Linked DNA regions of Homo sapiens: all the other regions are linked to region 2. The links are chromatin loops, found by intact Hi-C in ENCODE. Cell type or tissue: gastrocnemius medialis. All regions are shown on one strand. Links, peaks and the distances in the headings refer to the core of each region. The heading gives the core; the rest is flanking DNA.

Region 1 (6,336 bases), core at 410-5,409, 200 kb after region 2:
ACAATGTTTTCCTGATGATTCAATAGAGAAAGAGCAGTTTATTCAAATAATGTTCCTGAGAAAACTTATCTACACCTGCAAAGAATGAAGTTGGACCTTGACCTTACACAATAAAAGAAAACCAAAACAAAAAATTGATCAAAGCCCTAAACACAAAAACTAAAACTGTCAAAGTCTTAGAAGGAATAATTGTGGAAAATTTTCGTGATGCTGGATTTGGAAAATTTTGTTTTTAGATATAAAACTAAAATCATAGGTAACAAAAGAAACATTAGATAAATTGGACTTCATTAGTACTAAAATCTTATGTACATGAAAACTGTCAATAGTGAAAACTCAAACTACAGAATGAGAGAAAATATTTGCAAATCAAATATCTGTTAAGAAATTAATAGTCATAATATATAAACATCTGTTACAACTCAACAACAACAAAACCCAGGTGAAACGTACAAATATTTGACTATATATTTCGAAGGACTTGAATGAACACTTCTCTAAATGAAATATATTGCAGCTCAACAAAAACATAAGCAGATGTTAAACATCAGTAATCATTGAGAAAATGCAGATCAAACTCCAAATCGGATCCTACTTTACACCCACTAAGATGGATACTAACTAAAAAAAAGTATATAACAAATTTTGGCAAAGATGTAGAGAAAGTAGGCCCTTGTGCGTTGTTGATGAAAATGTAAAATAATATAGCCACAATGGAAAACTATCTAAGAGCTCCTCAAAAAATAAAAAAAAAATAATTATCATATGATCATAAAGTATAAGTGTATATCTAAAAACATTGAAAACAAGCATGAAGAGATATTTTTAAACCCATGTTCATAGCAGCTTTATTCACAATAGACAAAAAAGGTTAGAGCAACAAGTGTCCATCAATGCTTGATTGAATAAATACAAGGTGGTATATACATATAATGGAATATTATTCATCCTTACAAGGAGTAACATTCCAAGGCATGCTACAATGTGAATGAACCTTGAAAGAATTATGCTAAGTAAAAAGAGCCACCAACAAAAGGAAAATATGGTATGATTCCTTGTATTTGAGATTCCTAGAATATTAAAATAAATATAGGTACAAAGTAGAATAGTGGTTATCAATGGCTGGGAATGGGAGTAGTTTGGAGTTATGGTTTAATGGGCACAAAATTTTAGTTTGAGATGACAAAATTTCAGGAGTTGGGTAGTAGTGATTATTATGCAATAACGTGAATGTAGTTAATACAACTAAATTGTATAATTAAAAATGGTTAAAGTGGTAAATTATATATTATTTGCGTATTACCATGATATTTAAGTCATTAAAAAATGATTAGGACTTTTGGGTTCAGTTCAGACAGATAAGAAGTTGAGAACAGAAGCTTTTACTTTTTAACAAGAAATGAAGTAGACAAACAAAAAGTTAACTATTTTTCAAGAACCTGCTGTGGTGAAATAGAATATTTTTAGACTTCCTAATTTTTTTGGATAAAGCCTTAGCCTTTGAATAACTATTTACATATAATGAGACAGGTATCTTGCCATTTGCTAATGTCTATTGTATCGTTTCCAGAGATGACAAAAGAGTTATGTCCTGGACTAGTTATCTAAATTAAGATTTGAGGTGCTAGAGATTCTGGAGTGGCTATCTTTCTAGATATTTGAATTTCTAGGAAGAATAAACTCTGATCTTTTACACATCTATGGGTCATAAAAGCTGAGAGACATGGGCCTGTGTGGCTCCTGGAGAGATTTTATTATATACCAGCATATTGGCATAATGAGAAGGTCCTTTCAGGAGGGAATGAAAGCAGCTATCCCCTTTCCATTTGTAAGCAGAAAGGAATATTTTTTTCTTATTCATCTATAGAGTGTCTAACTACTGATGTAGGACAATTGACTTGGTGATCATGTCACCATAGTGTCCATGAATAGGCAAAAGGCAAGCCAACATACTTATTACATACTGTGAGGTATAGTAAGAAAACTTATCTAATCTAGAACAGCTCATGTGTACACTCAGAATAAAATTAATAAACATGAATATTAAAAACTTAATTCTCAGCAGAAAATTGAAGCCAATGGATATGTGACCGTCTCAAAATCCTGAAGGCTCATGGAAGAAGACACATGAACCATTTGCTTTCCTGGAGGAAAAAGAAAAAATGTTAACACCATATAAACTGATAGAAACATAAAATTAAAAATAACTATGAATTGCTGAAGGCCAAGTACAAGCTAGTTTGTCCGAAGCTGGTGGGGGCCACAGTGGTATTGAGGTTGATGTCCATTTGCAACCTCTTTTTTTTCCCCCCTAGGAGTTTCAACAGGCTTTCGGGGGAAGAACAGATCAATTGGAAGACAGCTCCCTCTGCTGGTGCTAAGTCGAGAAGGTGGTAAATAGTCACTGTGACATCTACATAGGCTTAAGTCCCTTGTGGAAAAAACAAGTTTAATTTTTAGGAGAAAAGGATACCAGCAAAGGCCGTTAGTGAAACGGTATTAAAGTTGAAAGGAGGAAAATGTCATCAGCACTATAATCTTTGTCTCACTTAAGAAAAAAGGCCTTAATTTGCGGCAGGGAAGTATTTAAATATACAGACTGTAAATATTGGAGGGTACATTTTTGTGGCTTAGAATGTGAATGGGGGAAAATACAAAATAGGCCTCCGAGAGAGGGAAGATGAAACACTCGAGACACATCCCTGTGAGATAGAGCTACTGTGCACTCTAAAAGCCAAGGCTTAATTATAACATTAATGAACATCTCTTCAATACATATTACGGACACCATAACAAGGCATGAATATAACAGAGAACTATCACTGGGAGAGTTGCAAGAGACAGACTCCTTGAAGAAAAGAAAAATAAAGATACAAAGTAAAGAGGGGAAAAAGGGGGTGACAAAAACAAGGTCACTGAAGAAATTCATAGCAACAATAACAAAAAAATGTAAAATGCAGTTGAACTCTTAGCTAGATAAACATAAATTCCTGCACTATAGTCCTACTTGTCTCAGTCTTAATTTCCCAATAAAACATGCCCAGCTTTCAACATCAAAAAAAATTATTAGGCATGTTAAAATGTAAGGGAAAACACAGTCTAAAGAGCCAAGACTATAATTAAGACAATAATCAGATGTGACATATATTTGTAATAAAGTTTGAAGTCAAGCGACATGATGCTTCTAGCTTTCTTCTATGTACTTAGGATTTTCCTGGCTAGTCAAGCCTTTCTTGATTCCATATGAATCTTAAAATAGTTTTTCCAATTCTGTGAAGAATGTCATCGGTAGTTTGATAGAAATAGCATTGAATATGTACATTGCTTTGAGCAGTATGGTAATTTTAATGATATTGATTCTTCCTATCTGTAAACACAAAATGTTTTATATTTCTTTGTGTCGTCCCTGATTTCTTTGAGTAGTGTTTTGTAATTCTTACTGTTGAGATCTTTAGATATTTTATTCTTCTGGTGGCTAGTGTGAATAGAATTGCATTCCTGATTTGGCTTGTAGCTTCGAAGTTGTTGGTGTATAGGAATGCTACTGATTTTTGTACATTAATTTTGTATTCTGAAACTTTGCTGAAGTTTTTTATCAGGCCAAGGAGCTTTTGAGAAGAGACTATAGAGTTTTCCAGTAATAGAATCATGTCATCTGCAAACAGAGATAGTTTGACTTCCTCTCTTCTTATTTGGATATCTTTTATTTCTATCTCTGGATTGATTTCTGTGGCCAGGACTTCCAATTCTATGTTGAATAGGAGTGGTAACAGGCTGTCCTTGACTTATGGTGATTTTCAGAAGGGAATGCTTTCAGCTTTTTCCCATTCAGTATGATATTGGCTGTGGGTTTGTCATAGATGGATCTTACTATGTTGAACTATATTCATTCAATGCCTAGTTTATTGAGGATTATTACGTGAAGCATGTTGAATATTATGAAAATCCTTTTCTGCATCTATTGAGATAATCATGTGGTTTTTATTTTGTTCTGTTTATGTAATAAATCACATTTATTAATTTACATGTTGAACTAACCTTGCTGCCCACAGATATAGTCTACTTGATCCCAGTGCTTTAGCTTTTTGATGTGCTGCTGTATTCCCAGTATTTTATTGATAATTTTTGAATCTCTGTTCATTAGGTATACTGCCCTGAGGTTTTCTGCTTTTGTTTTATCTCTGCTAAGTTTTGATATCAGAATGACTCTGGCCTCATAGAAAGAGTTGGGAAGGATTTCCTTCTCCTCAATTTTTTTGAATAGTTTCAGTAGAAAGAATATCAGCTCATCTTTATACATCTTGTAGAATTAAGCTGTGAATCTGTTTGCTCTTGAGCCTTTGTGGCTGGTAGGCTTTTTATCACTCTTTCAATTTTGGAGCTCATTGCTGGTTTGTTCAGGGATTTGATTTCTTCCTGGTTTACTCTTGGGAGGTGGTATGTTTCCAGGAATCTGTTTTTCTAGGTATTCTAGTTCATGTGCATAGAGGTGTTTGCAGTCGTTTCTGAAGGTTTTATTACATTTCTTTGGGGACAGTGCTAATGTCCCTTTTGTCTTTTCTAATTGTGCTTACTTGGATTCTGTCTCTTTTTTATGTGTCCAGCTAGTTGTCTATCTTGTTATTTTTTTTAAATAACCAACTCCTGGATTTATTGTTCTTATGTATATTTTGTGTGTCTCTGTTTTTTTTCTTTTAGTTCCGTTCTAATTCGTTTATTTCCTCTTTTCTACTAGCTTTGTAATTGGTTTGTTCTTGTTTCTCTAGTTTCTGTCATTGTGATACTATGTTGTTAATTGGAGTCCTTTCTTTATGATGTGAACATTTAGTGCTATAAATTTCTCTTAAGACTACTTTAGCTGTCTCTGAAATACTCTGGTATTTTGTATCTTTGTTCTCACTAGTTTTAAAGAATTTCATAAATTTTTCCTAATTTCTTTATTTACTAAATGTCATTCAGGAGCCAGTTATTTAATTTCCAAGTTATCGCATGGTTTTGAGAGATTTTTAAGTATTGATTTTTATTTTTATTGCACTGTGGTTTGACAGTGTGCTTGGTATAATTTCAGTGTTTATTTTTTAATTTGCTAGGGATTGTTTTATGTCTGATTTGTGATTGATCTTACAGTAGCTGCCATGTTGCAAAGAAAAAAATGTACATCCTGTTGCTTTTGGGTGGAGAGTTCTGTATATTTCTATGTGATTGGGTCCATGTGGATATTTAGGACTTCAACTGAGCACTGGAACAGGTTCATGTGATCCAGTGCTCAGTTGGAGTCCTGAATATCTTTGTTAATTTTCTGTCTGTATGACCTGTCTAATACTGTCAGTGGGGTGACAAAGTCTCTCACTATTATTGTGCTGGAATCTAAGTCTCTTTGTAGGTGTCTAAAAATTGCTTTCTGAATATAAATAAACACGCACTTTATGAGTAGGTGTTGGATCCATATATATTGAGGATAGTTAGGTCTTCTTGTGAAATTAAATCTTTTACCATTATGTAATGCTTTTTTTCATTTTTAATTTTTGTTGGTGTAAAGTCCGTTTTGTCTGAAATTAGGATTGTAACTCCTCCTTTTTTCTGTTTTCCATTTGCTTGCTAGGTTTCTCTCTATTTGTTTATTTTGAGTCTATGGGGGTCACTGAATGTGAGATGACAATCTTGAAGACAGCATGCTATTGGTTCTTGCTACTTTATCCAGCTTACCACTCTGTGCCTTTTAATTGGAGTACTTAGCCCATTTACATTCAAGGTTAGTAATGATATGTGCAGAATTGTTCCTGTCATCACGTTGTTAACTGGTTATTATGTAGACTTACTTTTGTGGTTGCTTTATAGTGTCACTGATCTGTGTATATAAGCGTGTTTTTGTAGTGGCCAGTAATAGTCTTTTCTTTGCATATTTAGCATTCCTTTTAGGACCTCTCATAAGTCAGATCTCGTGGTAATAAATTCCTTAGCATTTTCTTTTCTGAAAAGGATTTTGTTTCTTCTCCATTTATAAAGTTTAGTTTGGCTAGACGTAAAAACATTGATGGCAAATTATTTTCTTTAAGACTGCTGCATGTAGGTCTTCATTATCTTCTGACTTGCAGGGTTTATGCTGATAAGTCCACTGTTAGCCTGTTGTGGTCCCTTTATAGGTAATCTGCCCCTTCTTTCTACCTGTCTATAACATTTTTTCTTCATTTTGACCTTGGGGAATCTTATGACTATGCATCTAAGGGATGGATTTCTTGTGTATTATTTCACAGAGTTCTCTGCATTTCCTGAATTTAAATGTTGGTTTCTGTAGTGAAGTTGTGGAAATTTTCATGGACAGTATCCTGAAATATG
Region 2 (6,336 bases), core at 833-5,832:
AAAAACTGAGAATAATAACCTGCTAATTTATGGTGATATTTATAGCAGATCCGCTCGTGGTAAGAAAATGCCTTTCCTTTTAAATGGCGGCATGAACGTGGAGAGCTAAAAAAGCATACTTGGAATCAGTGTAAATGTTAGCTATCTTTCCCTTGCTTAATTTAAGTGTTCTTGTAAGAGCTATTAGTTCAACTAATTGAGTGCTTGTGTCTGGGAAGAGTAACTACTGCTTATTCTGCCTTATGTACTTCTTGCTTTACTGGCTGTTTGTTAGCTAAGAGCTTACTCTGGAGGACAGTGATCATGCAATGTTATGTGGAGTGTAAACAGTTAAATTATTTCCTGAGGTTAATTTGGAGGCTTTTCTGAGTCATAAACTATCGTGACAATGGCTTGGAAGCATGTGTGAACAATAGGTCCTCTTAACTGCAACTAAGGCTGAGAAAAATACTGGGTTAGAGTTTTTCCCGAGATGTCCCTTACAGTCGTGCTATGGGAAGAGGAGAGGCCTGAATTAGAGAGGAGAAAAGAGAGAGAGACTGGTTCCAGTGTTTAGAAGGATGTCTACTTTCATTTCTTCAATTTCCAGAATCACGCAGGGCTCCTGTGCTGTAATGGCAGTTTGAGCCACTGGAGCTGGAGGTTTGAGCCCCAGAACCCATCAGTCCTGTTGATCTATCTGTGAGACTGGTTCTGAACCCAGTGACCTCCATCTCCAGGGGCAGTTACAACTTCAGTGGTCTCCACCACAGGCTGGACAGGGTTGAGGTGGTTTTGTCTTGCTGCCCAGGTATTTCTTATTAAAATGCCCTGACTTGCCACATTGATAGGAGCTAGTGGATGCACCTTGGGTACCCTGGACTTTGCAAGCCTGCAAAGCCACTACTAGAGCTTCTGTTCTTCTCTTGAGCTTTCTCTCTTTCTTTTGGGCCTCCTCCTAGTCTGTATTATAAAAGACAGAAGTGGCCACCTTCAGGAGGTTCTCTAAGGTGCTATCTGGTCCTATAGCTTGCTTCTGTTGTTTCCTTCTAATATCGGGAGCTACCTGTGTAATAAACTTCTCCTTCAAGATGAGCTGCCCCTTGACTGAATCAGGGGTTAAGGAGGTGTGTTTTATTAGTGCCTCTCTCAGCCTTTCCATAAAGGCTACAGGATTCTCATCTGGGTTTTTGATTTATCATAGACAGTTTAGAATAATTGAGAGGTCTGGTCTTAGTTCTTCATAGGCCCTCTAAAATGCATATTAAATAGTGCTTTCTTTTCCATTCATCTGCAGAGCTACTGGGGTACCAATCAGGATTGTCAAGGGGAACTGCTTCCCTTCCCATTGGGAATGGTGTTTCTGCTATTTTTTCACTTTCCCCAAGTTTTTCCTTCCCTTTTGGTGTATTATAGGAGATATGTTGCTCATCTCTGAAATTATCTGCTGCTTGAAGAGCTGCCTGCTTTTCAGCTACCATTAAGGTTTGGTTTAGGAGCAGTATAACATCCTTCCATGTGTGGTAAAACACCCGAGTTAAATTTTGGAAAGCTTTCATATACCTATCAGTGTCGTCAGAAAATCTGCCTATATCTCTCTTTATTTGCCTAAGGTCCTGTAATGAGAAGGGAACTTGAACCCTCATGGCATCATTTCCATCAGGCATTTCCTGCAGAGGTAAGAGAGAAGCAGGGAAAGTGGGTAATACTGGAGATGGTGGAGCTGGAGGAGCTGATGGTATGATTGGAGGGGGTTCTGAATGAGGGGGGCTGGAAGGGTTGGGGCATTCAATAGTTGTCTCAGATTGCTCCTCTGAAATCTGCTTTAGCTCTGGGGAACAATTTCCTGTGGCCTTGCCCAATATTATCGCTAAGAGAGCTGGAATGGTCTTATAATGCTTGCAAAGGTTTAGTAAAAATGTTATGCCCTTGTGCAAAAGAAAATGAGTCGCTTTTCTCTTCAAAGTCCTGAGGTTAAAAAAGTTCCAGTGCTTCAGAGTACACTCCAAAGGGGTGCAAGCTGAAGATATTGTTACCCATTAAAAAAAAGAAGTGAGAATAAAAGCATCTTTTTTGTCTCCTTCCTTTCCATATGACCCAGGGTGGAGAATAACACAGTGGAGCATCCTTCCGACTGTTTTCCCTCCCTGGATCTTGGGTCCAGGCACCCTGTTAAATGTGCTGCCTATGGTTGTGGGCAATCCTTCCGACTCTTTTCCCTCCCTGGTTCCTAGGTCCAGGCACCCTGTTAAATGTGCTGCCCATGGTTGTAGGCATAGCCCTCCAAGCCATGGAACTGAATAAACTAAGTGATGGGATTAATCATGCATTATCCATGCAACTTATCTTATTGCCTTGTGTGATTCCCCTTTGACTTCCTAAACCTATGTGATCTGCCTGGCTTGCCAGAAAACGGATCTCCAGAGAGACTGTGTCGTCTTTGGGCAAGGCTCCTTTAATGGAGGAAATATGCTAGACTTCCTGCTATTATGGCTCGTGCTAAAGCATTTACCCTTAGAAAAATGGCTCTGGTTACCCTCTGGACTTAAAATCCCCTAATTAAATACGCTTCTAATAGGAAAGAGGCTAGGTGTCTTAAAGGGACGTGGGGACCTAATGGCAATTTTCCTGCTGATGGGACAGTATCAGGACTAAAATTTGGCTGTGGTGGACATTTTATTCTTAATAGTTGAAAGCAGAATTTCCCCACTCACAGAAGGGGCTTAGAGCCTGATTTCTAGTGGCGCAAAAAGAAGCTGCAGTGTTACTTTAAAAAATGTGCCTCATGTAGAGGATTTCTGTATCCACTAGGTAGCGCTGTTGGCTTAGAAATACCATGTGCTCCCCAGGAACATAGTAGAGACGCTTATTGAGTTACTGCCTGCCGTTTTTGTCAATCTTTCCTAACAGACCTGTTTCCCTGAACTGTAAAAATTCCCACACATTTGACACACACAGAAAGAGAGTAAGAGACTGCAGATAAAAAAAAGAAGGTAAGTTATGTGACAGGATAGCTGGGGATTCTCTACCAACACCCAGAGTGGGCTGTCGGAGGCTGGGTCAGGTCCAGAAGCCTTTGAATAACACCAGGGTGTGCCCTGGCCAGAGATTCTCAGTTGCTTCAGTACTTTTCCCATCCTCACGCAATTGCGAATATTTCTCATGAAAGGAGACTGATTTGGACAGAGCCAACATTCCCAGCACCCTGAGGACACAAGGGGATTGACTAAGTCCTCCTTAGCAAGCCTCACACCTGAGTCTTTTAGACCATCTGTGGCTAGCTCTTGTGGCTTATTAGCCGAAGGACACCCGTTTTTTGTTTGTTTGTTTGTTTGTTTTAGACCAGTGGCCAGCCCTAGTGGCTCATTAATCAGCCAAATGACACCAGTTTTTTGTTTGTTTCTTTGTTTTTGTTTTTTTATATAGTTATTTGAGAGAATAAAAACTGAGGACGAGAAGCCTTGGAAATGAAAGTAGAAAGTCCGCTCCTATACTCACCGCTCCGATGAGTGTTGTACCTTGGATTTCCAGCCAATGCACCAAAATGATATGGCTCCAATGACTGGAGAAACACCAGGGTCCTTCGTCTCCTGCCAATTAGACAAATGACATGGACACACGTGGAGTAGTTTTAAGGAGTGGAAAGTTTAATTAAGAAAGAAGAAGAAAAGCTCCCCCTGTACAGAGGAAAGGGGTACCCGAATGGAGAAAACGCCATGTGCAGTGGAAAAGCAGTTGGATATATTGGGAGGCTGAAGGAGGTGGTGTCTGATTTGCATAGGGTCCAGGGAATTGGTGTGACCAGATGTGTCATTCATGTAGCCCATGAAAAACCTGGCCCTCTCACCCTAGTCTTTTAATATGCTAATGATGGGCGCCATGATGTCCTGCACACGTGGTGTTATCTGGAGATGGCCATGACACCTGGCACAAGTTGTGACAAGGACAAGAGAGCGGGAACGGCCCTGTTGGGTGGACCTGGTTTCTAATCACCAGTATTTGCATATCAATGCTTGCTGGTCTGGTTTTTCAAGCTGCTTTCTGTTAGAAAAGAAATGTTTTGGGGGTTGCTTTTTATTAAACCAAAATTCCACTGAGAACCATTACCCTTTCTAGCTGCCTAAAAATTATTTCTTAGTAACTCCTGTATTAACAACACTATTTACAGTTGCAAAGTCACGAAACAAACAAAGGTGTTTATCAATCTTTGACTGAATAATGTACTAATAGGTAATTTGTGCATATACCTGCAATACTACATAGCTTTAAAAAACAATGAAGACAGGCAATTTGCAGCAACATGGATGGAGCTGAAGTCCATTATCCTAGGTGAAGTAACTGAAAGGTGAAATAACTGAAAATCAAATACCACATATTTCCACTTGCATGTAGGAAATAAACATTTAGTATACATGGAAATAAAGATGAAAATAATAGACACTGGGGACTCCAAAATGGGGAAGGGTGAGAGAGGTTGAGGTTTGAGAAACTACCTATTCCTATTTGGTTAATGGGTACACTACAAGCCCAATCCCACACAGTATGCAATATATCCATGTAACAAACATGCATATGTACCCTTTGAATCTTAAAAATCACTAAATTGAAAAATATTTAAAAAGTACATTTATAAATATTTTATTCATTTAACTTCTATAAACCAGAAAGCAAGACCTCACCAGATATTGAATCTGCCGCCACTTTGACCTTAAACACCCTGGCCTCCAGACTTGGGAGAAATAATGTATTTCTGTCATTATAAGCTACCCAGTTTGTGGTATTTTGTTATAGCTGCCCAAATAGACAGACTGACACAATCCATTATTTTTTATTGTATTTTTCAGATCCAAGATTTCTTTTTTTTTTTTATACTTTAAGTTCTAGGATACATGAGCACAACGTGCAGGTTTGTTACACATGTATACATGTGCCATGTTGGTGTGTTGCACCCATTAACTAGTCATTTACATTAGGTACATCTTCTAATGCTATCCCTCCCCCCTACCCCCACCCCGCGATAAGCCCCAGTGTGTGATGTTCCCCAACCTGTGTTCAAGTGTTCTCATAGTTCAATTCCCACCTATGAGTGAGAACATGTGGTGTTTGGTTTTTTGTCCTTGCCATAGTTTGCTGAGAATGATGGTTTCCAGCTTCATCCATGTCCCTACAAAGGACATGAACTCATCATTTTTTATGGCTGCATAGTATTCCATGGTGTATATGTGCCACATTTTCTTAATCCAGTCTTATCATTGATGGACATTTGGGTTGGTTCCAAGTCTTTGCTATTGTGAATAGTGCCACAATAAACATACGTGTGCATGTGTCTTTATAACAGCATGATTTATAACCCTTTGGGTATATACCCAGTAATGGGATGGCTGGGTCAAATGGTATTTCTAGTTCTAGATCCCTGAGGAATCGCCAAACTATCTTCCACAGTGGTTGAACTAGTATACATTCCCACCAACAGTGTAAAAGTGTTCCTATTTCTCCACATCCTCTCCAGCACCTGTTGTTTCCTGACTTTTTAATGATCGCCATTCTAACTGGTGTGAGATGGTACCTCATGGTGGTTTTGATTTCCATTTCTCTGATGGCCAGTGATGATGAGCATTTTTTCATGTGTCTTTTGGCTGCATAAATGTCTTCTTTTGAGAAGTGTCTGTTCATATCCTATGCCCACTTTTTGCTGGGGTAGTTTGTTTTTTTTTTCTTGTAAATTTGTTTGAGTTCATTGTAGATTCTGGATATTAGCCCTTTGTCAGATGAGTAGATTGCAAAAATCTCCTCCCATTCTGTAGGTTGCTGGTTCACTCTAGTTTCTTTTGCTGTGCAGATGCTCTTTAGTTTAATTAGATCCCATTTGTAATTTTGGCCCTTGTTGCCAATGCTTTTGGTGTTTTAGACATGAATTCCTTGCCCATGCCTATGTCGTGCATGGTATTGCCTAGGTTTTCTTCTAGAGTTTTTATGGTTTTAGGGCTAACATTTAAGTCTTTCATCCATCTTGAGTTAATTTTGATATAAGGTGTAAGGAAGGGATCCAGTTTCAGCTTTCTACATATGGCTAGCCAGTGTTCCCAGCACTATTTATTAAATAGGGAATCCTTTCCCCATTGCTTGTTTTTGTCAGGTTTGTCAAAGATCAGATGGTTGTAGATGTATGGTATTATTTCTGAGGGCTCTGTTCTGTTCCGTTGGTCTATATCTCTGTTTTGGTACCAGTACTATGTTGTTTTGGTTACTGTAGCCTCGTAGTATAGTTTGAAGTCAGGTAGTGTGATGCCTCCAGCTTTGTTCTTTTGGCTTAGGATTGACTTGGCAATGCGTGCTCTTTTTTAGTTCCATATGAAC
Region 3 (6,336 bases), core at 750-5,749, 110 kb after region 2:
CCACAGTGAACAACTCATAGCTCGTGGTGTCACAGCACAGACAGTTCTTACAAGAAACATATTTGATCTCAGGGAGAAATCTAACTACTGTTTGCATGGGAGTTTCTCCACCCACATTGATAACTATTTGCTTATAGCTATTGTGAAATTTGTCCAAAACCACAGTTATTAAAAACTTAGAAACTATTTGAGGGCAGTTGTTGCCCAATGTTACTTTTCTGAGGGCTCCTTAAAAATCCATACACACTCCAAACCTACAGAAGACATAAACGATAATGAGAAGACATGTAATGAAACTAACTTGGGAGGAATGTTTTCATCTTCATTAAAACATTTTTATGCCTTGTCATTTCTTTTTCAACTTTTATTTTAGATTCATTGGGCACATGTGCAGGTTTGTTACCTGGGTATATTGCATGATGCTGAGGTTTGGGGTACAAATGATCCCATCACCCAGGTATTGAGCATAGTACCCAACAGTTTGTTTTTCAACCCTTGCTCCCCTCCCCCGTCCCCCTCTAGTAGTCTCCAGTGTCTCAGTAGACACTTTATGTCCATGAGTACTTGGGAGGAAATTTATTGGTGTAGTCACACTGCCACCTCCCAAGGGGCCACTCCTGAGGTTATTAAAGGTATACAAACCTCTTCCCTATGAAAGTTTCCGCTAAAATGGAGTCCATAAAGCTTTTGGTCCCCCACTGAAACACAATAATGTTGCAATACAAGGGAACATAAAAGGGACCTATGCCTTGATACAATTGATATCTTTTTTTTTTTTTTTTTTTGAGACAGAGTCTGGATCTGTCGCCCAGGCTGGAGTGCAGTAACGTGATCTCGGCTCACTGAAACCTCTGCCTCCTGGGTTCAAGTGATTCTCCTGCCTCAGCCCCCAAGTAGCTGGGACTACAGGAGCATGCCACCACACCCGGGTAATCTTTTTTTTTTTTTCGTATTTTTAGTAGAGACGGGGTTTCACCATATTGGCCAGGCTGGTCTGGAACTCCTGACCTCGTGATCTGCCCACTTCGGCCTCCCAAAGTGCTGGGATTTCAGGCATGAGCCACTGTGCCCAGCTGATATCTATTTTTTTAAAAAATACTTGGTTTACCTGTTTTGTTCACTCATATGCGAGTGCCTCATAATTCAGAATCTAATTTGGTGTGTGGCTAGACTAACAACGTTCTTCTTGGACTGCCAATAACACCTGCAAAACCTATCCCACACTCATGGGAACACATCAATGCTATTTATTATTGGCAATCAACAGGAAACTCAAGCACAATGCACAACAGTCACAGCAAGGAGGAACATGCAATTGCCAACTACACCAAACGTGCCTATAGCCTTAGCCACAGCAACATATAAAATGGTAAATCTAACCTAATGCAGGGCTTGCTTCTGCCAACCTGATTTTAGAAAATATAGTGTAATACTTCTTCCCTGGCAACGCTGCATCATATACCTCACTTATTTAGATGAGCCGATTCTCCTAACCGTTGACATTCAATAACCTTATCCAGAGACTTATCTCACGTAAATGTATAGACAATGGTGGGCTGAGCCCATGACAAATTTAGTTAACCCAGGTGCTGAATGCAAGGTGGATAACACAAGCTTGTTTGACTATACCATTTTCTGCTCCTATTAACACAACCTGGAACTTCTGGAACTTCACAAAGCCATGTGAACTTCCCTTCAGTGGAACAGAGAATTCAGGCAGCAGAGGGAGCCTGGAGGTCCTGTAAAGGAATCAGATGGCTTCCCTATCACAATCTTCTCCTCATCCAACCCTGAAGAATATTTCCTGCACTTGGGATTGGTGCAAAATTCCAGTAGAATTTTATTCAACAGTGGAACCCCCTCCCTCAAGTACTTTCCGCCACCAAACCACACTAGATGTGACTCCCCAATGTCACAAATGAGCTTTCCAAATAGTTCCTCATGGTACTAACTTCCCTAGGATCACTAATTTTGGAGGCAGTAGGAACAGCATATGTGTGGAACAGCACACCACAATTAAGAGAAACACATAGCCATGTTGCAGGAATTACCCACAGAAATTAGATAAACAGCCCAAGGACTGAAACTCTTTGCTGAATCTCACTGTACTTTAGTGGCCATGGTGTGAGATAACTGCATAGCCCTAGGTCAGGCTGCTGGAGGGGTCACAGGGCACAGGGGCTGTGTGCTTGCTAAAATTATCTTCCTGCATGTGCGTAGATAACACCAAGTTTTACAGATAGCTGGGGTCATGTACCAAAGGGGATATAAATGCCACTCTATTGACTAAACGGACTGGTCAAAACAAAATTGTCTCCTTTCAAATTTATTCTACTGGCTGCCCAAGTGGGCAGATTGGCTGAGAACTGGCTTTTAAAATCCTAATTTGTAGCCTTATAGCATTCTGGGTCTTGAGGATGCTTCATCGCTGGCTCCCAACTGAGACTCCATGAAATAGCATACAACTTAGATTGTAAAACAACATGGGGCCAAGGCATGGACTGTTAAATAAGTGGATTAATATCTTTAGATGGTGCCTTGTATCTTGTTCCCTATATTCAGAGACAGCTAAGACCATTAGCTCAAAGCTCATTGGAACTAAAATCAAATGTTTACACACCCAATTGCTTTAAATATGGCCCCCAGTAAGCACATTTTTGGCCCTTTAGAACCCACCCACATTGCACCCTCTGTAAAACCAGACACACCATCTGCTAGCCGTAGATAGGACATACTCTGGGGCTGGACAAAAGCCCCAAGCCTCTGATGCCCATGGGAACTCTCTGACACAGAGACTCCACACCTGGCTGCTGAGTAACATCCCATAGACACATGAGCCTCCTGTCCAATTCTTCTCTCCTTTGGAAGTTGCCTTGAACTCTTCCTCTTCTGGGTGGTGGCCTCTTGCTGCTGCCTCTGGAAGGTCTCCTGCTGTGAGGGAAGTTCCACTCTCCTGAAACCTTTCAAAGGGCCAACCAAATAAAGCATGTTGTGTGCTACTGCCATCTAATGGTCATGACTTTTTCCTTGCTCAGCCCTGATATCCAGAAAATCAACACACATACTTAATGGCAAACTTTGTCAGAAGCCAAGATAGTGGAGAAACAATGGTCAGATATTGTTGAGATAATTGTCCATGGCCTTTCTACATTTATTGTAACAGCTTTTGTCTCTAACTATAGTTTGAAGAATACTTGTATGTCAACATTTGACTGGCTGCTCCTCATTTCTCCTGTGTGATTTGGGGCAGAGGGCAAGGGGAATTAATGCAAACATGAACCAAAACAAACTCTGACCCAAGAATCTCATATATTCTGCCAACATCTGTGAAACTGAGGTATGCTAGTTTGTGAGCTTGCAAGTAGGGTACAGTCTCAAACTCTTCACATTTCTTGCCAATTTTGGTAATGAAGATGAAACATAGCATTCTGGAAAGTGATAAAACAAGGGTGCTTCACTGGCCTGGTTAGGGGATATGAGAAGACTCCTCGGGATTGGAGAGCAAATGCTTTTTCCCGAATGGATTGGCACTAAGTGCATTAAAGGCCCTTCCCCACTCACTCTCCTACCTATTAATGAAGCTGAGGGGCAGGATGCAGAATTAAACCAAGCTGTTTGAATCATGGTTTGGTTGTTGTTCACTCTCCTCTGCATGGGAGGAAGAAGGGATGATGTCATGGTGCTGAGTCAATGACTTGCCAAACCTGAATAAGTGGCGTCAGCAGTGAAGATATAGAGTTTTCAGTGGAAAAAAAACCATCTGAAGTTTGTTTGGTTGAACCACACTGCTGGCTACTGGAAACCAAATGCAAACATGCCTTGCTTACTAGTATAGACAGAGTCTTTTCTCTCTCTCTCTCTGCATTTCCTAACTCCTGGTTCTCTTCCTTTTCTCACTTCAGGTGCTATAAGAAGAAAGATGATTAGTGGTGAGCCAGAAGTCTCTCTGTCCTCAAGACAGACTAAAAGGCATATGCATGGTAGGGTACTTCAGGAAAGGGACGGACTCACATGTTCACAGAACTGTTACATATAATCTCCCATGACACTATCTTATCTGATTTTCTGGGGAGTGGAGGGAAGGGGTAATAGGTATGAGGTAGATGAAAGCACCAAGACTGTGGAGCAGAGCTGCTGGGGAAATCAAGGGACAGAATGGAAGAATCCCTGAGCCCTTACAGTTCTGCACAAATGGAGGTACACAGGAGAGGATTTAGCATACAAGCTGGGGCAAAGAGCCAGAGGGATTACAAAAAAGGCTTACAGTCCCCACCCCTCGCCTCATCCCAAGACTCCCCTGCAATCCCTACATTCTGGCCTGGACATAGGGAAATCCCCTAACAGCTCTTGCTGTAACCCCTGAAATTCCTGTAGTGAACTCTAGGTCTGAGTTCATTTAAGGGAAAAAAGTCCAGAAAAGCAATTGTTGGGGTTTGGGCATGGTTCACAGTGGGGTTTGGAAGCCAATATGACTTTGTACAGGGACGCCTTTGGGAAAGTTGAATAAACTGTTCTTGTTGCTTCTACTTATAAATGGCAGGATTTGATGGGTCATATGCTTGTAATTTCTCATTCTACAGGTCTCATATAAAGTCATCCCCATCACAGAGAGACAGAGGTAGAGGGAAGTGTTAGTGGAACAAACTCCAATGAGATTTGTCAGCAGTGGTTGGCTCAGGATTTAGCATTAGTGTCTCTACCTTCTAATGTTCAATATTTTCACTATATACATAATAATTGTGTCAGCTGGCCGGCTAGAAGTCTCAGTCTCAAGGGTCCTCAATGCAGTGTTATTACATATCTGTCAGCAAGGGTGGCTGATTTATGCTCCCAAATACAGGGGCCTGCTTGCCAAGTAATCTCTTGGGACTAAGCAGGCAAATTCACAACATTAGATCCCTCTAACAGGAAAAAATTGACGTCTCTTCATACAACCTGCCACCGAAAAAGAGGCTCAGAACCTCAATCAACTCCTTGAATATTACATACAGGACAAATCTGTGTAACTGATGATTTTGCCGATGGGGGCACCTGGCAAGGGGAAGCAGTCAACACCCAGAGAGATCCCTTGGGGAACTGGACTTGTTGCCTCCCTAATATGGCTACAGGGTACATCCCTTTTGAAAAGCAGCTAATGGCTTGCAATTGGGATTCTGTCAAAACTGAACAATCGATTCATGGAGAATTTGTTACCATCTGGCTCGATATTTCCATCTTTGAGTTGGTCAACTCAGACTCAATGACTAGCAGGTAGGAAGGGGTCAATAAGCTTGGCTTATGAAATGGAAACGGTAAAATCAAGAACAGTCATCTGATCCCACAGACATTTCTTTTTTATTATATTTATTTTCTTCATGTTTGAGAAATATTTTTTGTCAAGATGTCCCAGAAGGCAACATTTTAAAATTGGGCAATCAATAATACAAAATTTCAGATAAACTTGCCTTTCCAAATAAATCAGACCCTTGAAACAGAAGAAGCACCCAAGGGTTTCTTTTTTTTCTTTTACAAAACAGTTAACTCCACTTTGCAAAATGCGTACAAAAATACAATATATTAAAAAGACTGCCCCAACATAATACCCAACAGCAGCTTATAAAACCAAGCTATTCATGTAGGACATTAGTAACCTACACCTGGCCTGTTCTCCCTCCATAGACAGTTCCAGAAGTCAGTTGGTTCCTGTAAACTACCATGCTCCTGAAGGGTAGAGAGGCTATTTCAAAACATCCTCTGGGATTCTCTGAGGCCACGAAGCAACCTCAGAAAGAAACCATTATGGAAAATAGATTTGAATGTAGCAGCTGGTTTTCCAGAGCCACAGATAGTACTTATCACCCCCCATCCCTTTCCAAATTCAGAACCATCAAGCACCTGCTATTTTGGGCAGAGTTCTGGAGGGGCTTGTCCTTTTTCCAGGACAGGGTTAGGGGTTCCTGAGGTTACCCACATGACAACTGCTGGGCTGGATGTCTTTCCCGGAATGGAGGCTGTACCTGGATTCTCCTTGGACATGCAGAGTCCAGCTGGGGCAAAAATCCATCATGATTGGCTAAGCAGAGCTCCTGCAGGCTCCTTTAAAACATACCAGGAAGCAAGTCCACCTTCTGGAAAAGAAATATGACTCATGGCAGGCTGGTAGGGAGCCAAGTATGCTGCAGACCCCACAAGTTCCTTGGAGATGCCCAAGGTGGACGTGTTTGCATGGTTCCGGTAGAATTTCACACTCATCAGTCAAAGATTGAGATGAGAGCTTCATGGAAAAGAGGAAGCGGTACAGTTCTCCCTTCTGAGGTGACTTACATCTGCCTTGAGAAGAGATTATAAGATGGGTGG
Region 4 (6,336 bases), core at 449-5,448, 97 kb after region 2:
CTCCTGACTCCAGGGGTGTGGTCCCTAGGCCCTCAAGCAGCAGTCAGACAGCCTCACTTGGGCCTGGGCTTTGACTCTGAGTTCTCCATCAGGTGAACTGTGGACTCAGGCTCAGCTCATTGATCAGGACCTGGTGCAAAATGAGGTCCACCAGCCAGATGTTCACCTTGATCAGAGGAAATGCTTTTCCCTGCAGCTGGATCAGCAGCAGAGTTAATGGTTTTCACATCATTTATCCCACATGTACAGATGCAAGACCACTGCTTCAAAGCCCACTGGACTCAGATGGTTGGCTTTTCTTCCTGAGCTTCTCTCAAACTCTCAAGGCCCAGGTGAAGGAGAGGTCTTTAGGTCCTAACCACTGGCTGCATTTTGCCTCACTCTGCCCTGCACATGACTTAACTTTTAATTAAAAAAAAAAAGCACTTCCCCCAAAGGTCTGACAAGCTATGAGACCTTTCAGTGGGAACTTGAAGAATGAGGAGGCATTGGGAATGACAGTTTACAAACTGTCCACAGGCATTGATTGGAATATTTTGGTAATAGAATAGTCTAAATGCAGTTAGCATGTTTGAGTACTTGATTCATCACGTGGTATTTGGAAAAAGTGCTCATCACTTTTTTATTTTCTCACCAGTGGAAACTAATCCAGAGTGTTCCTTAAATATCAGATTTCTCACCCATAACTCTGTCCACAAGTGGTTCATATCTGAGTCAAACATGCTCCTATACCATCAAAGTAGAAAGTAGGACCTTTCTTGAGATGCTCTTTACTAATAGTGAAAAAAAAAACATACATTTACACGATGTGAAACAATACTTTGAAAATATGACCCAGAATGTGAAAAAGCAATAGCACACTAAAATAAACACATAGAAACAAATAAGTCTTGACCATTTTTATTTATTATTGATGTTTAAAGATAAGTTAACTGGCAAATACATCGTCAAAGATTTTGCAGTACTTAGGTGTTGCTTTAAGGGTTCTTTGACGCAAGACATGTTGCCATTCCTTAAATTTAAAACTAAAAGAAATTATATGTAATTTATATAATTTATAAAATACAAATTATTTATATTTTATGAGCATAACTCCTTACCAATAATCATAAGCCCTTACCACATTCAAAATGACAATCATTTTCATCACCTCCTAAGGCTTTCTCATGCCCCTTTATGTTGCTTCCCTCCCTACCCATCCCCATCCCTGTCCCTAGGCAACCACTGATCTACTTTCTCTCACTATAGATTAGTTTGTGCTTTATAGAATTTTATATAAATAGAATTATACACTGTATACTCTTTTTTGTCTTCTTAAAATCAGCGTAGTTATTTTCAGATTCACCCATGCTGTTATTTCTATCAATAGTTCATTACTATTTGTCATATTATAGTATTTCATTGTATGGTAATTTGGATTGTTTCCAGTTTTTCACTAGTACAATTGAAGCTGCTATAAACATTCACATACAAGTCTTTATGTGGACCTATGCTTTCATTTCTCTTAGATAAAAACTCAGGAGCAGTAGTATTGTACGTGTGCGCTTAACGTTTTAAGTTCGGGTTAACGTTGCAGATTGATCTCACCTTGCTGCTTAGAGTACTGTTGACAGTACAGATTGAATGGATTTTATCTCAGACCATGCTAGTCGGATTAATCAGAGTGGCTGACTAAGTGGCATGTTATTATATCAGTGGGTTAAAGATGACCTCCATATATTAGCCTTTATATTGCCATTATACTTCCTCACAGCAGGCAGAAAGCCTGCCAACGCCAAACTCGAATTTTTCACATATGCAATTGCTTTAAATATAGCTCAAGTAAGCATATGTGTAGCCACTTAGGGCTTGCCTGCCTTGCATGCCCCACAAAACTGCACTGACATCTGCTAGCCACATTTAAAGAAAACACAGGGGCTATAAAAGACCCCATGCCACTGCTTGCCTCCAGAACCCTCTGACCCAGAGACTCCCTCTCCTGCTGCTGAGTCATATCGCCCAGACACATAAGGCCCTCTCCTATTCTCCTCTACCCCAGGAGTTACCTTGCCTTCTTCCCCTTCTGCTCAGTGGCCCTCTGCTGCTGCCTCTGGAAGGTCTGATGTGAGAGACCTCCCCTTTCTGGCAACCTGTCAAAGCACCGCCGAAATAAAAAGCTTCTTGGCTGGGCGCGGTGGCTCACACCTGTAATCTCAGCACTTTGGAAGGCCGAGGCGGGTGGATCACCTGAGGTCAGCTGTTTGAGACCAGCCTGGCCAATAGGGTGAAACCTCGTCTCTACTAAAAAATACAAAAATTAGCCCGCCATTGTGGCGGGAGCCTGTAATCGCAGCTACTTCGGAGGCTGAGGCTGGAGAATCACTTGAGCCCGGGAGGCGGAGGTTGCAGTGAGCAGAGGTTGCGCCACTGTATTCCAGCTTGGACAACAGAGTGAGACTCCTTCTCCCTTCTCAAAAAAAAAAAAAAATGTTTTTGGGCGCTACTGCCACCTCGTGGTCATGTCTTCTTCATTGATCAGCCCAGAAATCTTGGAACTCACCACAAGTGGTGAGGAGGATGGGATTTTCGTGAACAAGAAATTGGCATAGCGTCTACCCAGTCAGTAGGACAATCAATTGAAAAATCAGTCCTAGGCAGCCTTAAGTGCTCAGACTCTACATTTAGAATGCCTCTGTAGCAGTTTTGCTTAGCATCGCTCATTGCTGTACCGCAACAATATACTTTTTGCAGTCTCCTTCTATACCTCATTGACCTGGCCCAGAGGTAGCACCAGTAGTTGAGTGAACCCACACCACTAGAACTGGCTTTTGGGGTCTTAGATGCCAAGGTACTTGGGAAGGAGGTCAGCCTACTTACCTGGGTCCCCCCCTCAGTTGACATTGGACATTGTGCACCTGTGCACCTGAATAGAAAAAGAGGGAGTGCATGCCTCTGGAATAAGGGTGAACCACCCTGGACTGCATAACAGGCTATGGTGGGAAGTGTTCTCTTTGGCTGGGTTGAGGATTTGGGGTAGTCTGAGATGTGAGGATGTCCTCCTCCCCGGTGACAGCTAGGCAAGCAAATGAGCCAATAAGGCAGAGACATCAGGCCAAGGCTGGTCTCCTAAGGGCAGCTGGTAGAGAGGCCTTTGAAAGCAGGTAGCATGGCTCTACTGTTGTTACACTCAATTATGATGTTGCAGTTGTCATCATGCTATCCCCTCTCCAGAGGGATATTAATATCTCGACCTTTGGGCTGAGCTATCTAGAGTGATACTTAAAGTGACTGAAGGCAAAAAAGTTTATATTCCTGCCCCTCCTGGAACTCTACAGGAGGTTGCTGTCAGGTCAAAGAAGGATTCCTAACCATGAGGCATGTGCTGACCTTGCTGGCAGCAATTTATCACCAGGATGCCACCTGGAGAAGAGGTAAGAGCCCAAACTCTTGGGAGAGACAGTTTGGACAAGAGGTCCCTGGAGAGGAGAATAGGTGCTCTCCAGAAGAAAAGGCAGCACAGTGTCACCACGGTAGGGACTGGGAAAACTTACCCTCTGCTTTGCCTGTAGCCACCCAGAAAGTAATAAAAATGGAAAAGAAAAAAAGGGAGAGCCAAGAAGGAAGGGTCTGTTCCTGCTCAGAGGAGGAGTCCTATCCTCTCTCTTACCCGAGCCCCAGTCTCTCCTTAAGTACCCAGGCCAAGAACCAAATAAACAAGGGGCTGCCTGGCTCTACAGAATGCATCTGGCAGGGAACTGATTCCACCTAATGGGGAATGAAATTAAACAATTAGGAGCGATAGTACATGATGGAAAAATTGTGTCCCCACTAAAGGAACCTGTATAATTAGAGCAGAATTTGGGAAGAAGCCACATTGGACCTCTGTTCACATCTTTATTGCTGATGTGTATTTTTGTGGATTAGAAGACTGCCCACCATTAGACCTCATAATGGCCTGGGAAGACTGTCCAGGGAAAAGGTTAGCCAAGGCCAAACATCTCCTCCACCAGTTGGACATGTTGGAGTGGAGGCAACAAATGAGGTGGGGCAGGATGACTTGACAAGACTGGAGGAGTCTGAATTGAGTCCTGAGTCCACTCAATTGTTCCTCGGGGGGCGGGGCTCCTGGGAAAATCTTCTTTACTGGGCATGGTGGCTACTGCTAAAACAATTCAAGAGACCATAGCTGCACTGGATTTAATAGAAACTCATGAAAGACAAACTCAGAGTCAGGTGCTGCCTGCTAACACTATAATACCCTACCTGGCCTAAATCAAAGTTACTATCACCACTCAGGCTGCCCCTCCTGGGCCAAACAAACCACCTGTGGCCAGGATCCCATGTATGCATCAACCACGAGATGACGAAAAGAGGTTATGTTAGACCCTAAGGCACAAGAAGGTCCCAAATTGGATGATCTCTGGTGAATGTTTGGAGCAATTGCAATACTTACTAGGGTTAGATTACGACCCCCTCCCACCCCAGCTGGCTTTCCCTTTGGAGGTAACCTTATCTTCCACACCTGTCTCTGATGCTTGCCAAATGGCTAAGAATCTTCTCTCACACAGGGATCCTGCAGTGTCGGAAGGCCCCTTCTGACAGACAGTTGCCCTTTCACCATATTAACTGTGGCTTGGGCACTGACAAACAACACTGGCTAACTCTGTCAGTCAGGGGTGCCCAAATCTCCCTAATGCCAACACACACACATGCTTTAAAAGGAACCCCCTCCTGGCAAGTAGGCTACCTGCTTGGAAGGGGGTTAATTAAAGGGATTAATTAAAGGGATAATTCCCCTCTTAACTATTAAAATTGGCTCAGTTTTGCTAAAAATATGCTTCTGTCCTGCTTGCCTCCCCTCCAAGATTATCCATTTCCCCATTATTGGAAGAGACCTCCTGAGGCCGCAGATAAACTCATGACATAAGACTAAGGTTTTTATGCTACTGGTGGGCACTTCCCGGAGGGAACCAGTTAACCTGCCCCTCCTGGTTCAGGTGGTTCATATACCACAGCAGAAGCTGAAGCAGGACACTGAAGGATTATGGCCTGTCACAGGTGACATAGATAAACAAGGAACACTGACTCCTACTACCTCACCTATCAATTCCCCATATGGCCTGCCCTAAGAGACACTACTAATCAGTGGAGACTATAGACCATAGAGAGTTCAGCAGGGCTGTTTCCTTTATTAGAGCACCTGTATAGGACATTGTTGCCTTAATGGGTGTCATTCAAAACATCAGTGGTAAGTTTATATTAATCCAGGGCATCTAAAGCCACCAGAATTTGAATCTGGAGTTGTAGACTTGGCTAACATGTTCTGTTTAGTAAAAATTTCACAGTTGAGTCAAACACATTTCACTTCCACCTTTGAGAGTCAATAGTACGCCTTTACCCACTTGCTTTTGGGGTATTTGTTTCCCCTCATCTTCATTGTGATGCTAGCTTTTTGGGGGATACTTAATAGCCCTCCAATTGCACAGTCATTGCCAACAGGACATAGACACCTGCCCCTCAATTTCACCAGAAACTATGCTTTGGCATTATATCGGTGACATCCTCCTCGCAGAACCTGACCAAGACTCTGTTTCACAGTTGATCACAACCCTCAGTAAACCACCTCTCACTGAGAGTGGATTGGCAATTACACCATGTAAGGTATAAGTCTGTAAAATTTGAAGGCTACACTAGGAACTCGGAAGGGTGTTTTTCCACTCCTGCCTGTTCAGACCTCAGAATACTACACTTTCCTCCTGCCTGTTCCCAAGCCAAGGACCAAGGACTACAGGCCAGTACAGGACTTGTGCTTGGTTAATCAAGCTACAGTGAGTTTACATCCAACAGTGCCTAACTGTACATGTTGTTAGGGTTGCTGTCAGCTGAGGACAGCTGGTTCACCTGCTTGGACCTGAAAGACTCTTTCTTTAGCATCAGACTAGCCCCTGAGAGCCAGAAACTGTTTGCCTTTCAGTGGGAAGATCTGGGGTCGGGTGTCACCACTCAGTACAGTTGAACCCGCCTTCCCCAAAGGTTCAAGAACTCCCCCACCATCTCTTCGAGGAAACATTGGTTCGGGACTTCCAGAAGTTTCCTGCCAGAGACCCAGGGTGCGTGTTGCTCCAGTACGTCGAGGACCTTCTGCTAGGACACCCCACAGCAGTCGGGTTTGCCAAGGGAACGGATGCCCTACTTTGGCACCTGGAGGACTGTGGGTATAAGGTGTCCAAGAAGAAAGCCTAGATCTGCTGACAGCAGGTACATCACCTGGGATTTACTATCTGACAGGCGGAGCACGGCCTGAGTTATCCGGTCTTGGTCTTGCCTCCTAAGTTTCAGGCGCTGCAGGTTTTACAC
Region 5 (6,336 bases), core at 809-5,808, 240 kb before region 2:
CTTACCCCAAATGTGTCAGCCTTGTATGTTCCAGCCCTGATTGTGCCCAAGTCCCAACGCAATAGCCCATTAGCCACTGACCAGGAGTTGCCAAAAATGTGAAGCTTAGTAAAATGTTTGTCAAAGGCTTTCTCTATTTCTAGGGGTGTTGCACACAGCCTGGCCCATTGGGCACTTTGGCCCATCTCCATATGGAAGTTGGAGTATTTGAATAAGGGTGATAGGCTGTGGCTACCCTTTATCTGACTCCCTTATACCCTGTGCTCACTCCATTAGTAAAGAAAAACATTAATTTTCTTGTTATGAGAGTGCTGGTTATTCTCCCTCCATTCCCCAGTGAGCAAGAGCCAGGGGCATTTCCAGGGGTTTTGGCAAGTTAACCTCACTGACAGAGTATGTGGCCATTTCCTCACACAGTAGTGATACTCCAGGAGGTCCAGGTGTAGTTCAATCCTGTAGATACCATTTTCATTTTAATAAAGAAGCTTCTGTTGCTGATCCAATTTTACACGCAGCTCTGTCCATAACCCAGGAATCTCGGTCCATAGGGTAATTGTCTCTGCCCCGTCAGGGCTTCAGTTTTGGTAAGTGCCCTGTATGCTGCCAGTGGGTGTCTGTCTAGTGAATACTTTAGGCTGAGGCTGAGAGCTACTTACACCAAAAGCTCACGAGTAGGCATTTACCTGTCCATTTGGTCCAGAGGCTCCAGGAAGCAAATTTGGGAGCAGTGGAAATTTGTAATTGCAAGTCTTGTCCTTGGGAGCACTAGAGGGAGAGCCAAAGTATTAGCCTCCTTTAGCTCACCCAGTGTCTGTTGTTGCTCAGGTCCCCACTGGAAAAGGGAAGCTTTACAGGTGTCTCAATAGACAATTCGGCAAGGGTCAGCAAACACTGGAGGTGAGGAATACGTTGTGCTATCATTCCTAATGAATGTTGGGGCTTCTTTTCTGATGTGAGCAGTTTAAGCACGAGGAGCTTGTCTTTTATCAGATTGGAAATAGTTCACCCTTCCAAGTGCCTAGTGTAGCCCCCCAAATTTTACAGACTTATACCTTATATGGTGTAATTACCCATCCACCCTCAGTGAAAGGTGGTTTACTGAGGGCTGTGATCAACTGTGAAACAGTCTTGGACAGGTTCCGTGAGGAGGATGTCACTGATATAATGCCAAAGCATAGCTTCTGGTGAAATTGTGGGGCAGGTGCCTATGTCCTGTTGGCAAAGACTGTGCAATTGAAGGGCTATTTAAATACCCCCCCCCAAAAAGCTAGCATCACAATGAAGATGAGGGGAAACAAAATAAATACCCCAAAAGCAAGTGGGTAAGGGTGTACTATTGACTCTCAAAGGTAGAAGTGAAATGTGTTTGACTCTACTGTGAAATTTTTACTGAATAGAATATGTTAGCCAAGTCTATAACTGCAGATTCAATTTCAGGGGGCCTTAGATGCCCTGGATTAATAGAAACTTACCTCTGATGTTTTGAATGACACCCATTAAGGTCACAATGTCCTATAGAGGTGCTCTAATAAAGGGAACATCCTCGATGAACTCTCTAAGGTCTATAGTCTCCACTTAGTAGTGTCTCTTAGTGTAGGCCATATGGGGAATTGATAGGCGACGTAGTAGGAATCAGTGTTCCTTGTTTATCTATGTCCTTCAGTGTCCTGCTTCAGCTTCTGCTGTGGTGTATGAACCATCTGAACCAGGAGGGGCAGGTTCAAGCTGCATCAAGTAACTCTGTTTGACTGACAGACTTAGCAGTGTTGTTTGTCAGTGCCCAAGCCACAGTTAATACGGTAAAAGGGCAACTGTCTGTCAGAAGGGGCCTTCTGACACTGCAGGATCCCTGTGTGGGAGAAGATTCTTAGCCACTTGGCAGTGATCAGAGACAGTTGTGGAATGGGGGGTTGTAATCTAACCCTAGTAAGTATTGCAATTACTCCAATGATTCACCAGAGATCATCCAACTTGGGACCTTCTTGTGCCTTAGGGTCTAACATAACCTCTTTTCTTCATCTCATGGTTGATGCACACATGAGGGCCTGGACATAGGTGGCTTGTTTGGCCCAGGAGGGGGCAGCCTCAGTGTTGATAGTAACTTTGATTTAGGCCAGGTAGGGTATTATAGTGTTAGCAGGCAGCACCTGACTCTGAGTTTGTCTTTCATGAGTTTCTATTAAATCCAGTGCAGCTATGGCCTCTTGAATTGTTTTAGCAGTAGCCACCATGCCCAGTAAAGATTTTCCCAGGAGCCCTGCCCCCAAAGAAACAATTGAGTGGACTCAGGACTCGATTCAGACTCCTCCAGTCTTGTCAAGTCATCCTGCCACACCTCATTTGTTGTCTCCACTCCAACATGTCCAACTGGTGGAGGAGATCTTTGGCCTTGGCTAATCTTTTCCCTGGACAGTCTTCCCAGGCCATTATGAGGTCTAATGTAGGGTGGGCAGCCTTCTAATCCACAAAAATACACATCAGCAATAAAGATGTGAACAGAGGTCCAATGCCTCTGTGTGGCTTCTTCCCAAATTCTACTCTACAGGATCCATTAGAGGGGACACAATTTTTCCATCATGTACTATCGCTCCCAATTGTTTAATTTCATTCCCCATTACATGGAATTTGTTCCCTGCCAGATGCATTCTATAGAGCCAAGCAGCCCCTTGTTTATTTGGTTCTTGGCCTGGGTACTTAAGGAGAGACTGGGGCTCAGGTAAGAGAGAGGATGGGACTCCTCCTCCGAGCAAGAACTGACCCTTCTTTCTTGGCTCTCCCTTTTTGTCTTTTCCATTTTTATTACTTTCTGAGTGGCTACAGGCAAAGCAGAGGATAAGTTATCCCAGTCCCTACCGTGGTGACACTGCTGCCTTTTCTTCTGGAGAGCACCTATTCTCCTCTCCAGGGACCTCTTGTCCAAACTGTCTCTCCCAAGACTTTGGGCTCTTACCTCTTCTCCAGGTGGCATCCTGGTGATAAATTGCTGCCAGCAAGGTCAGCACATGCCTCATGGTTAGGAATGCCTGTTCGACCTGACAGCAACCTCCTGTAGGGTTCCGGGAGGGGTAGGAATATAAATTTCTTTGCCTTCAGTCACTTTAAGTACCACTCTAGCTAGCTCAGTCCAAAGGTTGAGATATTAATATCCCTCTGGAGAGGGGATAGCATGATGACAACTGCAACATCATAATTGAGTGTAACAACAGTAGAGGCATGCTACCTGCTTGCAAAGGCCTTTCCACCAGCTGCCCTTAGGAGACCAGCCTTGGCCTGATGTCTCTGCCTTATTGGCTCATTTACTTGCCTATCTGTCTCCGGGGAGGAGGAAATCCTCACATCTCAGACTACCCCAAATCCTCAACCCAGCCACAGGGAGCATTTCCCACCATAGCCTGTTATGCAGTCCAGGGTGGTTCACCCTTATTCCAGAGGCATGCACTCCCTCTCCTTTTCTATTCAGGTACACAGGTGCACAATGTCCAATGTCAACTGAGGGGGGGACCCAGGTAAGTGGGCTGACCTCCTTCCCCAGTACCTTGGCATCTAAGACCCCAAAAGTCAGTTCTAATGGTGTGGGTTCACTCAACTACTGGTGCTACCTCTAGGCCAGGTCAATGAGGTATAGAAGGAGACTGCAAAAAGTATATTGTTGCAGTACAGCAATGAGCGATGCTACGCAAAACTGCTACAGAGGCATTCTAAATGTAGAGTCTGAGCACTTAAGGCTGCCTAGGACTGATTTTTCAGTTGATTGTCCTACTGACTGGGTAGACGCTATGCCAATTTCTTGTTCATGAAAATCCCATCCTCCTCACCACTTGCTGCGAGTTCCAAGATTTCTGGGCTGATCAATGAAGAAGACATGACCACAAGATGGCAGTAGCACCCAAGAACCGTTTTGTTTGTTTGTTTGTTTGTTTGTTTGTTTCGTTTGTTTTTTTTGTGAGAAGCAGTCTCACTCTGCTGCCCAAGCTGGAATGCTGTGGCGCAACCTCCGCTCACTGCAACCTCCGCCTCCTGGGTTCAAGTGATTCTCCAGCCTTAGCCTCCCAAGTAGCTGGGATTACAGGTGCCCGCCACAATGGCGGGCTAATTTTTGTATTTATTAGTAGAGACGAGGTTTCACCCTGTTGGCCAGTCTGGTCTCGAACACCTGACCTCAGGTGATCCACTGCCTCAGCCTCCCAAAGTGCTGGGATTACAGGCGCGAGCCACCGCGCCCAGCCAAGAAGCTTTTTATTTTGGCGGTGCTTAGACAGGTTGCCAGAGAGGGGAAGTCTCTCACATCAGACCTTCCAGAGGCAGCAGCAGAGGGCCACTGCCCAGAAGGGGAAAAAGGCAAGGTAACTCCTGGGGTAGAGGAGAATAGGAGAGAGCCTTATGTGTCTGGGCGATATGACTCAGCATCAGGAGAGGGAGTTTCTGGGTCAGAGAGCTCTGGAGGCAAGCAGTGGCATGGGGTGTTTTATAGCCCCTGTGTTTGCCTTAACCGTGGCTAGCAGATGTTGGTGCAGTTTTGTGGGGCATGCGAGGCAGGCAAGCCCTAAATGGCTACACATATGCTTACTTGAGCTATATTTAAAGCAATTGCATGTGTAAAAAATTCGAGTTTGTCATTGCCAGGCTTTCAGCCTGCTGTGAGAAAGTATAATGGCAACATAGAGGCCAATATATGGAGGTCATCTTTAACCCACTGATATAATAACATGCCACTTAGCCACTCTGATTAATCTGACTGGTCTGAGATAAAATCCATTCAATCTGTACTATCAACAGGACTCTAAGCAGCAAGGTAAGATCAATCTGCAACGTTAACCTGAACTTAAAACGTTAAGTGCACACGTACAATACTACTGCTCCTGAGTTTTTATCTAAGAGAAATGAAAGCATAGGTCCACATAAAGACTTGTACGTGAATGTTTATAGCAGCTTCATTTGTGCTAGTGAAAAACTGGAAACAATCCAAATTACCATACAATGAAATACTATACTATGACAAATAGTAATGAACTATTGATAGAAATAACAGCATGGGTGAATCTGAAAATAACTATGCTGATTTTAAGAAGACAAAAAAGAGTATACAGTGTATAATTCTATTTATATAAAATTCTATAAAGCACAAACTAATCTATAGTGAGAGAAAGTAGATCAGTGGTTGCCTAGGGACAGGGATGGGATGGGGATGGGTAGGGAGGGAAGCAACATAAAGGGGCATGAGAAAGCCTTAGGAGGTGATGAAAATGATCGTCATTTTGAATGTGGTAAGGGCTTATGATTATTGGTAAGGAGTTATGCTTATAAAATATAAATAATTTGTATTTTATAAATTATATAAATTACATATAATTTCATTTAGTTTTAAATTTAAGGAATGGCAATATGTCTTGCATCAAAGAACCCTCAAAACAACACCTTAAGTACTGCAAAGTCTTTGACGATGTATTTGCCAGTTAACTTATCTTTAAACATCAATAATAAAAATTGTCAAGACTTATTTGTTTCTATGTGTTTATTTTAGTGTGCTATTGCTTTTTCACATTCTGGGTCATATTTTCAAAGTATTATTTCACATTGTGTAAATGTATTTTTTTTTCACTATTAGTAAAGAGCATCTCAAGTAAGGTCCTGCTTTCTACTTTGATGGTATAGGAGCATGTTTGACTCAGATATGAACCACTTGTGGACAGAGTTATGGGTGAGAAATCTGATATTTAAGGAACACTCTGGATTAGTTTCCCATTGGTGAGAAAATAAAAAAGTGATGAGCACTTTTTCCAAATACCACGTGATAAATCAAGTACTCAAACATGCTAACTGCATTTAGACTATTCTATTACCAAAATATTCCAATCAATTCCTGTGGACAGTTTGTAAACTGTCATTCCCAATGCCTCCTCATCCTTCAAGTTCCCACTGAAAGGTCTCATAGCTTATCAGACCTTTGGGGGAAGTGCTTTTTTTTTTTAATTAAAAGTTAAGTCATGTGCAGGGCAGAGTGAGGCAAAATGCAGCCAGTGGTCAGGAACTAAAGACCTCTCCTCCACCTGGGCCTTGAGAGTTTGGGAGAAGCTCAGGAAGAAAAGCCAACCATCTGAGTCCAGTGGGCTTTGAAGCAGTGGTCTTGCATCTGTACATGTGGGATAAATGATGTGAAAACCATTAACTCTGCCGCTGATCCAGCTGCAGGGAAAAGCATTTCCTCTGATCAAGGTGACCATCTGGCTGGTGGACCTCATTTTGCACCAGGTCCTGATCGATGAGCTGACCCTGAGTCCACAGTTCACCTGATGGAGAACTCAGAGTCAAAGCCCAGGCCCAAGTGAGGCTGTCTGA

Evidence for each region. A loop is a pair of places that touch in the nucleus more often than their neighbours do. Peaks named below come from ENCODE experiments on the same cell type or tissue, not always from the same donor. Only the 100,000 strongest peaks of a DNase experiment are listed, where the experiment ranks them.
Region 1: a loop joins it to region 2, with 15 times the contacts of the local background. A loop is called at or near these places in 64 of 110 quality-filtered maps.
Region 3: a loop joins it to region 2, with 16 times the contacts of the local background. A loop is called at or near these places in 90 of 110 quality-filtered maps.
Region 4: it touches region 2 in a loop (12-fold over the local background); 88 of 110 quality-filtered maps call a loop at or near these places.
Region 5: it touches region 2 in a loop (4-fold over the local background); 19 of 110 quality-filtered maps call a loop at or near these places.

The regions. Positions count from the first base shown.
Region 1 is chrX:58,023,833-58,030,168 of GRCh38, forward strand. No RefSeq gene overlaps it. Among named protein-coding and RNA genes, the nearest start is that of ZXDA, 120 kb to the left of the region's middle. In gastrocnemius medialis, for the core only: a CTCF peak has its summit at 2,376 (motif pointing left); no DNase peak of the experiment used is centred there.
Region 2 is chrX:57,819,120-57,825,455 of GRCh38, forward strand. LOC124905232 (a long non-coding RNA gene) reads right to left here. Exons shown (of 2, transcript XR_007068362.1): 2 at 1-3,569. Among named protein-coding and RNA genes, the nearest start is that of ZXDA, 88 kb to the right of the region's middle. RefSeq lists an enhancer at 2,697-2,991. In gastrocnemius medialis, for the core only: a CTCF peak has its summit at 2,768 (motif pointing right); no DNase peak of the experiment used is centred there; H3K4me3 peaks cover 840 bases; H3K27ac peaks cover 522 bases.
Region 3 is chrX:57,926,571-57,932,906 of GRCh38, forward strand. It overlaps the pseudogene MYCLP2. Among named protein-coding and RNA genes, the nearest start is that of ZXDA, 19 kb to the left of the region's middle. In gastrocnemius medialis, for the core only: a CTCF peak has its summit at 3,020 (motif pointing left); no DNase peak of the experiment used is centred there.
Region 4 is chrX:57,916,780-57,923,115 of GRCh38, forward strand. No RefSeq gene overlaps it. Among named protein-coding and RNA genes, the nearest start is that of ZXDA, 9.5 kb to the left of the region's middle. In gastrocnemius medialis, for the core only: a CTCF peak has its summit at 2,508 (motif pointing left); no DNase peak of the experiment used is centred there.
Region 5 is chrX:57,579,258-57,585,593 of GRCh38, forward strand. No RefSeq gene overlaps it. Among named protein-coding and RNA genes, the nearest start is that of ZXDB, 9.6 kb to the right of the region's middle. In gastrocnemius medialis, for the core only: a CTCF peak has its summit at 3,853 (motif pointing right); no DNase peak of the experiment used is centred there.